2 separate regions of the Homo sapiens genome follow, and region 1 is linked to region 2. Evidence: read pairs that join two places in POLR2A ChIA-PET (ENCODE). Cell type or tissue: K562. All regions are shown on one strand. Each heading gives the region's core, and the rest is flanking DNA. Links, peaks and the distances in the headings are about the cores only.

Region 1 (5,304 bases), core at 305-5,304, 51 kb after region 2:
CTCACTGCAAGCTCCACCTCCTGGGTTCACGCCATTCTCCTGCCTCAGCCTCCAAAGTAGCTGGGCCTACAGGCACCCGCCACCATGCCCGGCTAATTTTTTTGTATTTTTTAGTGGAGAGAGGGTTTCACCGTGTTAGCCAGGTTGGTCTAGCAGTCTGAGTTTTTAAGGTCTGTGACTGTGTCTTGTTCATATGCAGTGCCTGGCAACACTCAATTCACTATTGGTTGAATGAACAGAAAGATCTGAAAATATCTAGCATGGCCCTGAGCACACTGTAGAAATCCTGCAAATGTTTGCAGACCGCAATTACTTCCAAGGACAGGGACAGCACCTCCTGTTGGGAACATTCCAGATGGTTTGGATGATTAAAGGTAAGATAAGATATTTTTTGTCTGGTACCCATGCCACTTCTTCAGGCAACAGCATCCCAGTTTTCCTTTGGGGAATCACTCTTATTATACCTTCAGTTCTTATAGTTTATGAGAAGCTAAGCAGTTCCTGGAATTTGCAGTTGACTTAAGGCAGATGAGTTAAGATGCAACCCTAACTTTTCCTAGATTTTTTAAAAAGGGGTGCTTTCTTTTCACTAGGATTACTAATCTCGTGCCTCTATAAGAAAACTAACTGTCTAAGAAGCAGACTTGAGAAAGCAACTGAGTCCTGATGATATCATGAGAGGCCCTGGACCCAGCTGTGCCTGAAGCCAACCACCAGACATTTTAGTTATTGAGTCAATTTCCATTCCTTTTTAATTGCTTGAGTTCAGCTTGTCACCTGCAACTGCAATATTCCTAATCCAGTTAGTAACCCTCTTTCACATACACACATACCCATCACACACCTTACAGACCAAACAGAGGAATCGAGCTGACTTTTGTCCCTAAGCACGGGTTTACCTACTCACCTCAAATCTAAATTGTATTTTTCTGAGTTGTGTTGTGCAGTTGACTGTCAATATTTAGCTTTCCTTGTACGGTACTTTCTATACCAAGCTTGTCTGGCCTGTAGGCTGCATGCCGCCCAGGACAGCTTGGTATGGGGCCCAACACAAATTCATAAACTTTCTTAAAACATTGTTTTTTGTTTGTTTTGTAGCTTATCAGCTATCGTCAGTGTTAGTGTATTTTATGTGTGGCCCAAGACAATTCTTATTCCAGTGTGGCCCAGGGAGGCCAAAGGATTGGACACCCCTGTTCTATTCCATGATCAGCAAGTAGACATTTGCGGTGTCCTAAGTAGTATCAGGTGATAAGTCAAGGTGGATGGAAGAGATGCAATTCTCATTTATAGCCTGGCCCAAATTGAACTCCAAGAAACACACACAATAAGCACTGCTCCCTAAGCCTGTGCGCTGTTCTGGAAAGAGCCTACTAAAACAACCTTGGCTTTTCTTTTTGACTCGCTGATGCCAAGGACAGGTCTGTGCATTTACTACCAGTACAATGGGACAGGAAAGTCTCACACACATTTTTTTATTCTTTGAGATGGAGTTTCACTCTTGTTGCCCAGGCTGGAGTGCAGTGGCACGATCTCGGCTCACTGCAACCTCTGCCTCCCAGGTTCAAGTGGTTCTCCTGCCTCAGCCTCCCGAGTAACTGGGATTACAGGTGCACACCACCATGCCTGGCTAATTTTTGTATATTTAGTAGAGACGGGGTCTCACCATGTTGGCCAGGCTGGTCACACACATTTTAACCACCCATCTTTGCTACAAGGGAAAAAGGCCAAACCTTGTGTGGGTGAAGAGGCAGACTCAAATGCTCCCGATGCAGAGGAACGAGGCGGCTACCACTCAATCACCAATTACCATTTGCATGCTACCCAACCTGGACCTTTCCAGGGCATACTGGACCACTCCCCACTTCCTTGGGGTGCAATGAATTGCAGACAGTTTAATCCATGGGCTTTTGCTGATTCTGTTTTCTCTGCTTGGAATGCCCTTCTACACAGAGGAAGTCTTTCAAGACCCAGGTCAAAGGTTAGCTCTCCTGTGAACACTTGTTCCTTTTCTATCTGGTATAAGCAGCCATTTTAACTATCGTTAAAGGTCAGGGTTTCTTAACTTGGGTCTGCGGGTCATTATGAATAAGTTTTAGAGGGACATGTCTGTATCTATGTCCACATATGTTACTCTGGAGGCCAGGGTCAGAGATTCCAGATTCTCAGATTCGGTGACCTCAAAAAAAGGTCTCTTTTGGCCAGGCACAGTGGCTCATGCCTGTAATCCCAGCACTTTGGGAGGGTGAGGCAGGAGGATGGCTTGAGCTCACAAGTTCAAGACCAGTCTGGGCAACATAGCAAGGTATCGTCTCTAAAAAAATAATAAAAAATTTTAAAAAGCTCTTAGGTGTCTCTCTCTTGTGAGTTGAGGGCAAGGTTCACATCTCTTTCGTCTTAGACTCCCCGCACTGATCCAAGATAGACAGTCAACTGCTGGCAGAAGGTTGTTAGTGACTTACAGAGGCAACACTTTCACAGGCAAAGAAGAGAAAACAGGACGGTTTAATTTGTGGAGTCGAGTCGTTTGTTCTTAATTACTGCACTCAACATGCAAATTATATTCACCTCTTGGTACAGAAATGGCACCGTCACTTCCCTGGGACCTTTAATCCAGACAGAATTATTCTTGGGCACCCTTATCTGTGTGTCTACCAACAACTGCCGTCTCTCCCTTCTTACAGCAATATGTAAATTCTCTTTTGTTCCAAGCAACTGGGAAATGAGGTCCTTCATCCAAAGGAGTAGCCATTTCCAGTATAGCACCACTGATTTGTCAATGGATTTGATAAGATTTGATACACTGACATCCAGATCAAGATTTTGCATTATTTATAGACAGTCTCTGATGATCCCAAAGGCACTTTAGAATCTGGCAGTGCCTCAGGGTCACTGATTTTCACTGGGCAGAATTAAGTGATATAGAAGGTTTGCTGAGTCTGTCCTGACCCTGGGTATTCACTCTGAAGAGAGTTTATTTGAATAAGGTTTTGACATATTTGGTCTCTATGTCTATGTAGGCTCAAAATGAACAGGGAGATTCATTTTGTTCATCCATAGTTTCTAAACCTTTGGTAGTGGAAATGGTTTACTTGTGTAAAGAAAGTTAACAATACTAACAAAACTAATGGTAAAACACAGGGTGTTTGGATCCCAAGAAAACAGGAGTTTACTGTGGCTAGATGTCAGGCTGACTGCACATAATCATTAGCTATAATTAACAATGCTTCCTTCGAAGACTGGGCTTCTGCTAAGATAGATATATATATATATATATATATATTTTTTTTTTTTTTTCAGATGGAGTTTTGCTCTGTCGCCCAGGCTGGAGCGCAGTGGCACGATGTCAGCTCACTGCATCCTCCGCCTCCTAGGTTTAAGCAGTTCTCTGCCTCAGCCTCCCAAGTAGCTGGGATTACAGGTGCCCACCACCACGCCCGGCTAATTTTTTTTTGTATTTTTAGTAGAGATGGGGTTTCACCATCTTGGCCAGGCTGATCTTGAACTCCTGATCTCGTGACCCACCCGCCTCAGCCTCCCAAAATCCTGGGATTACAGGCGTGAGCCACTGCGCCTGGCCAAGATTTTATATATTATCAGTAGCCTGAGGTTTCCCCCTTTCTCTGACTTTCATTACTAGAGTCACCAGAAGGAACATTTACAACATTTTAAAAATAACAAGTTGCCCAGCATACTCCTATTTCCTCTAGTTTCAAACATAAAGGGGAACCCAGCCCAGACAAGAACAAGCCTTGCTGCATGCCTGCCAGCTCGTGCATCCTCCTTTTTATTTCAAGAGGTGCCAGCTCCAAACAAAGTTACAAGGTTAAGTGCAACTCCAAGTTCCTGACACAGCTAATCCCTGCTCGGTCTTCAAAAAATAGAGGTCTGTAATTCCTTTTTGAACATGCCTTCGAAGTGGAGGTCTTTGGCCATGAGCTCTTCTTCGACATCATCTAGTGCCCACTGGTGATCCGTCAGCTCCAAAGCTTCCCACTCTGTCTGTAATGGAAGAGAACACCCAGGCAGGAAGAGAGGGAATTGTTACTGACAGCTGTGGCTAACCTTTAGTGACCACTTACTCTGGGCCAAAAGCTGGAGTGAGCTATCTGCATGTATAAGCTCATTCAATCCTACAAGGGAAATGCTGCTACCCCAATCCTCTCCTCCCCCTCTTCCTGCCACCCCTCAATTTATAGATAAGGAGACTAAGACTAAGAGGTCAAATAATTTGTTCAAGGCCACTGGCACTAGGAACTAATGGAGCTGAGATTTAAATTGTGGTCTGACTGCAAAGTCCCCAGCGCTTAACCCGTCTATCAGCTCACACTCACTAAGCACCTTTGTGCCCCACAGTACTCTTGAGAGATGTACAACAGACAAATTAGTGCAGATTCTCAGCTCTTTAATCAAGGGACTTGCCATCTGGTTTAAATGGTGCATGGTCCACAATGCTTTGACATAAATGGCCCAGGGTATCTTCAGTGGGCCTAAGAACACTTCCTCCAACCTTATGTCCAGACACACAATGGCACTTCATTACAGTTTGTGGGAGTCCAGTAATTTTTAATCACTGGAATAAAGACTTTGATGATGTGAACTAAAAAACTGTTTTTGGCATATAATCATTTAGATGTAAACTAGTAATATGTTGAGCAGAAATAAATTTGCAGAATTTTCCAAGAAATTACATTTCTCAAATATTCTATTAATCTGACTACTTTGCCTTAAATTAGTGAGTGTCTAAAAAATGCTTTATGAGTTGGGTGCAGTGGCATGCATCTACAGTCCCAGCTACTCTGGAGGCTGAGGCTAAGGATAGCTTGAGCCCAGGAGTTTGGGACTGCCCTGGACAACCTATCTTTAGATGAGCCTAGAGATAGTAATACCTCGTCTTTAAAAATAAATTAAAAAAAAAAAAAAAAAGCTTGCGAGATGTGGTAGCTCACACCTGTAATCCTAGCACTTTGGGAGGCCAAGGCAGGAGGATCACTTGAGGATGGGAGTTCAAGACCAGCCTGGGCAACACAGCGAGATCCCATCTCTATACAAATTTAAAAAAAAATTAGTTGGGTGTGGTGGTGTGTGCCTGTAGTACTGGCTTCTCGTGTACCAGTACTGAGGCTGAGGTGGGAGGAATGCTTAAGTCCAGGAGTTCGAGGCTGCAGTGAGCAAGGATTGTACCACTGCACTCCAGCCTGGGTGACACAGTGAGACCCTCGATAGATAGATAGATAGATAGATAGATAGATAGATAGATAGATAGAACAAGCTTATTTAATGTGAAATACAAATGTTAGCTCA
Region 2 (5,374 bases), core at 125-5,124:
TCTGTCAATTGTTCTTCTCTGAGCCTCACTTTCCTCATCTGTAAAATCTCAATACCTGCTCTGCCTTCAAAGTGTTTGTGAAGCCTGAGTTAAATATTACATATGAAAGTGGCTGGTGATGTCTGAAGTGCTGTATGCATGTTGTTGTTCTCAAGGAGAGGCAGGACACTCAGACAAAAGTGACTCACATAAAGCAGCCTACAGAACTTACAGGGCAGGGTTATGGTTAAGGACTAGGCTGTAGGGCAAGAAATTGGGAAAGGGAGAAGCCCAAGAAGGGCCATTATAAGCAGAGAAGGCCTCTTAGAGGAAGTGGCACCTGAGCTGGGGTCAGAAAAAGGGCAAGACTTAGAAAGGAGAGATAGGAGGGAAAGACATTCCTGGTTCTGAGAGGACCCTAAGCAGATTTCGAGTTTGGGGAGAAGCAAGGACCTGGCCAGAATGGAGGCCTGGGAAGGAGAGGAGAGAGACCCCTGGATAGAAAGATAATGAGGTTGGGCGCAATGGCTCACGCCTGTAATTCCAGCACTTTGGGAGGCTGAAGTAGGCAGATCACCTGAGGTCAGGAGTTTGAAACCAGCCTGGCCAACATGGTGAAACCCTGTCTGTACTAAAAATACAAAAAGTTAGCCGGGCATGGTGATGCGCGCCTGTAGTCCCAGCTACTCAGGGGATCAAGACAGGAGAATCACTTGAGCTCGGGAGGCAGAGGTTGCAGTGAGCCGAAATCACACCACTGCACTCCAGCCTGGGTGACAGAGTGCAACTCCGTCTCAAAAAAAAAAACAAAAAACAGAAAGGTAATGAAAGGGGGCTGGGCATGGTGGCTCACACTTGTAATCCCAGCACTTTGGGAGGCCAAGGTGGGTGGGTCACAAGGTCAGGAGTCCACGAGGTCAGGAGACCAGCCTGGCCAATATGGTGAAAACCCATCTCTACTAAAAATACAAAAATTAGCTGGGCTTGGTGGCACACACCTGTAATCCCAGCTACTGAGGCATGAGAATCGCTTGAACCCAGGACACAGAGGTTGCAGTGAGCTGAGATTGCACCACTGCACTCCAGACTGGGCGACAGAGTGAGATTCTATCTCAAAAAAGAAAAGGAAAAGAAAGATAATGAAAGGGATGCTCATTGATTTAGTACCTGTTCTGGCCAGGAATAGTGCTGGTTACTTTTACAAACATTATCTCCAGCTGCCCCCAGGATGTGGGTGGCAAGGTGGGGCTGAAGCAGGGCTGACCCTCACCCACTGACCCTGCCACCTGCCCAGATGGCTCGGACTTCTGGAAGTCAGTGCACTTCACTGACTACAGCCAGCACACTCAGATGGTCATGGCCCTGACACTCCGCTGCCCACTGAAGCTGGAAGCTGCCCTCTGCCAGAGGCACGACTGGCATACCCTTTGCAAAGACCTCCCGAATGCCACAGCTCGAGAGTCAGATGGGGTGAGGACAGGTTCCCCCAGGACCAGGGTGGGCAGGGCTGGGGCCCAGGAATTTTCTCCCTGATGAACTCTCCTCTCCTCCCACAGTGGTATGTTTTGGAGAAGGTGGACCTGCACCCCCAGCTCTGCTTCAAGGTACAACCATGGGTAAGAAAAGATGTGGTGTAGTGGGTATTGCCTGGAGCTTGCTAATCTGCCATTCCTGTATTTCTCAGTTCTCTTTTGGAAACAGCAGCCATGTTGAATGCCCCCACCAGACTGGTGAGTCAATAAGTGACCTCTGCTGGGACCCCCTGCCCCATTTCATCCTCACCCAACTGTAACCAAGCTAAACCCCAGCCCAGCCCTGAATTCATCACCCAAAGCCCAACTCCTATCAACACCCCCACCCCGCCCCAAACAGGGTCTCTCACATCCTGGAATGTAAGCATGGATACCCAAGCCCAGCAGCTGATTCTTCACTTCTCCTCAAGAATGCATGCCACCTTCAGTGCTGCCTGGAGCCTCCCAGGCTTGGGGCAGGACACTTTGGTGCCCCCCGTGTACACTGTCAGCCAGGTATGGCCTCGCCCCCACTAGGTCCTATTGCTCAGAGCACAGCCCTCAATTTCCTTGTGACCTCATTGAGATAGACCCTGGGAAGGCAGAAACAAACAAATCCCTGACTTTTACCATCTGGTTTACTTTATTTACGTGATCAGCCTCTGTTCAGCTAACTTGCTGACAGTAGGTTCCTCAAGGGAGCATTTTCTTTTTTTTCTTTTTTTCTTTTTTTTTTTTGAGACAGAGTCTCGCTCTGTCACCCAGGCTGGAGTGCAGTGGCGCGATCTCGGCTCACTGCAAGCTAAGGGAGTATTTTCTAATCCTTTCAGTTTCTGAATTTACAGGAATAACAGAGGCAAGGGACTGGCCCTCCCACATTCAGGTGTCCTGTAGCCCAGGGGTCCCAATCCGTGAGCCGCAGACCAGTAACTGTCTGTGGTTTGTGAGAAACGAGGCCACACAGCAGGAGGTAAGTGGAGGGTGAGCAAGCATTACTGCCTGAGCTCTGCCTCCTGTCAGTCCAGTGGCTGCATTAGATTCTTATAGGAGCGCAAACCCTATTGTGAACGGTGCATGCGAGGGATCTTGGTTGTGAGCTACTTATGAGAATCTAATGCCTGATGATCTAAGGTGGTTTCATCCTGAAACCATTCCCCCAAACCCCAACCCCTTCAACCTCTGTGTAAAAATTTTCTTCCATGAAACCAGTCCCTGGTGCCAAAAAGGTCGGGGACCACTGCTCTAGCCTAACAGAACAACATTTAATACTGATGCCTTCCCTTGAACCCAGCTGTCCGCTACCACTACTCTCCTGCCTCCACGAGGCACCTGTGCAGAAGTTATCTATCCTAGGAGGCAGAGCCCATGCAGCTGACAGGCTCTGCACAATCCTGTAAACTATTGACAAATTTCACCTGTTACGTAACTAGGAGCACTTTATCAGACTATCTTCCATGTATCTGATATAAAAACCACAGTCAAGTACACCCTCAATACCACAGCACCACGCTGACTAAGCATGACTAGCTCTTTCAAACAGTTATTTCTTAAATGCTCACTTGCAGCTTATATGTTTGTTTTGCATTGTATGAGGGCTCCCAAGCAGACAGGTGATAGCAACACAGTATGAAAGACCAAGTCACGCTTAAGATGGCCACATGCAGTGTCTCACACTTGTAGTCCCAGCTGAGGTGGGAGAACCGTGTGAGCTCAGGAGTCCAAGGCTGCAATGAGCTATGATCATGCCACAGCACTCCAGCCTGGGTGACAGCATAAGACTCTGACTCTAAAAAAAATGTTTTTAATTAAAATTCTGTCCAATTTAGTATGCTTTGTGCCCACCCTGTAGCAGGCTCTGGGAGATACAAGAAAAGTATATAACACAGTTAAGGAGTTCATAGACTAATAATAGCTGTTACCAATAAATGAATATACATTGTAGTTTATTTAAAAAGACATTCATGTGCATATACCCATTTGATGCTCTCAATAACCCAGTAAAATAAAGATTATTATCCCCCATATAAAAATGAAGAAAGTAGGCCAGGCGCAGTGGCTCACGCCTGTAATTCCAGCATTTTGGGAGGCTGAGGAGGGCAGATCACCTGAGGTCAGGAGTTTGAGACCAGCCTCACCAACATGGCAAAACCCGTCTCTACTAAAAATACAAAAATTAGCTGGGCATGGTGGCGTGCACCTGTAATCCTAGCTACTTGGGAGGCTGGGGCAGGAGAATAGCTTGAACCCAGGAGGTGGAGGTTGCAGTGAGCCAAGATTGCACCAGTGCACTCCAGCCTGCACGACGGAGCAAGACTCTGTCTCAAAAAATAAATAAATAAATAAATAAATAAATAAACAAACATAAAAAAATTAAAATAAAAATGAGGGAAGTGAGCCTTAGGAAAGAGAGGTAACCTACCTCCATGCAAGGACCACAAAGCTAGGGACTACAAAGGCAACAGTTAAGCCTGGACCCAGGTCTCCTGACCTTAAAACTTACATTCTTTTCAATGATATGTTTTGATACCTCTTCAGCTGTGCAGGAGAGTAAAGTGAGACAGCCTTCCTGGTTTGTGAGCTGCTAGAGGACACAGACAATGTCCGCACCCGCCTTCTTTCCTCAGGGCTTGGCACAGAGGACACACTCAGAGTCTGTCTGTTGACAAATACCTGACTGCAGCAGGAGCTGAGCTCTGGGAAAGATCAGTGGGAGCCGGAGTGACTGGGGAAGCCTTCTTGTCAGAGGTGGCACTTGGCCTAAGCCTCGTAGGATTGGGGGTGTGGTGGGGAGGAACAGCAGGGGCAAAGACTCAAGGCCAGACAGGGCCAGATTCACCTCCCTGGGGACAGCCTTTCTGCTCTTTGTTTCTACAGGCCCGGGGCTCAAGCCCAGTGTCACTAGACCTCATCATTCCCTTCCTGAGGCCAGGGTGCTGTGTCCTGGTAAGGAAACCTACCCTCACTCTACATACAGAGCCTTGGCATCTGCTCCCCTAGTGGCACCCACCCCTGGAAAATCCATTCTGCAAAAATGTTTGGTTTGGCCAGCACAGTGTTTTAAATTGAAATTGCTTACCACCATTTACATATATAAACAAAGCTGGATTTCTGGCCTCTGTTGAAAAATCAGAAAAACCTAGTGCCGTGTGTCCACATTCTGGCATGGTGACAATGGCCTGGAGCTCAGTGCCATCTGATTGTTTCAGTCAGGGCCTGTGCTCTCCAGGTCCTCACAGCAGCCCTGGTCAACTTTGAGTTTACTTTTTGAGTTTGGCCCCTGTCACACTTGAGTTTGCCACCATTGACCTGTTCTGTGCCAGGCTAGCAGCTGGAGCAGACACAAACCCACCTGGGAAGAATTCCCTAGCCAGTGGGGACTCCCCTCTCCCCCAGCTCCATGCTTCACTCAGCTCCCCGGGAGGAGAAGATGCCTGGCTCATAGGGGTGGGGGGCTCTGTGCCCTCAGGTGTGGCGGTCAGATGTCCAGTTTGCCTGGAAGCACCTCTTGTGTCCGGATGGTGAGTTCTTGGGGAGGGGGAGGTAAGAGGGAGGCTGGGCACTGAGGAACTGGGCTTGGCCTCATCCTGCTTGACTCAGTCTCTTACAGACACCTGGGGCTCTTGATCCTGGCACTGCTGGCCCTCCTCACCCTACTGGGTGTTGTTCTGGCCCTCACCTGCCGGCGCCCACAGTCAGGTAAGCTCACCTGGGGTAACCTGGGAAGTCAGACCTGCCCAGCTCGGAGACTAGCTGCCCCCTCACCCTCCCCTGTCTGAGCTCTCAGCACTGCACCCAATCTCTGTTACCCAGGCAGGGAGCCTCAGGCCCCCAAGTGAGCAGGAATGGTTAAGGCAAGGCAAAGGGCCCTCTGAGCATATTGTCAC

The links. Peaks named below come from ENCODE experiments on the same cell type or tissue, not always from the same donor. Only the 100,000 strongest peaks of a DNase experiment are listed, where the experiment ranks them.
Region 1: POLR2A ChIA-PET joins it to region 2 with 6 read pairs; 7 of 35 experiments call an interaction of 5 or more read pairs at or near these places.

What each region holds. Positions count from the first base shown.
Region 1 is chr3:9,960,196-9,965,499 of GRCh38, forward strand. EMC3 (ER membrane protein complex subunit 3) reads right to left here. Exons shown (of 8, transcript NM_001394674.1): 8 at 2,487-4,002. The coding sequence ends at 3,874. Among named protein-coding and RNA genes, the nearest start is that of PRRT3, 10 kb to the left of the region's middle. In K562, for the core only: no CTCF peak of the experiment used is centred there; no DNase peak of the experiment used is centred there.
Region 2 is chr3:9,909,592-9,914,965 of GRCh38, forward strand. IL17RE (interleukin 17 receptor E) reads left to right here. Exons shown (of 16, transcript NM_153480.2): 9 at 1,274-1,449; 10 at 1,536-1,583; 11 at 1,664-1,709; 12 at 1,852-2,006; 13 at 4,365-4,433; 14 at 4,957-5,008; 15 at 5,088-5,186. Among named protein-coding and RNA genes, the nearest start is that of IL17RC, 4.8 kb to the right of the region's middle. In K562, for the core only: no CTCF peak of the experiment used is centred there; a DNase peak (open chromatin) is centred at 2,406.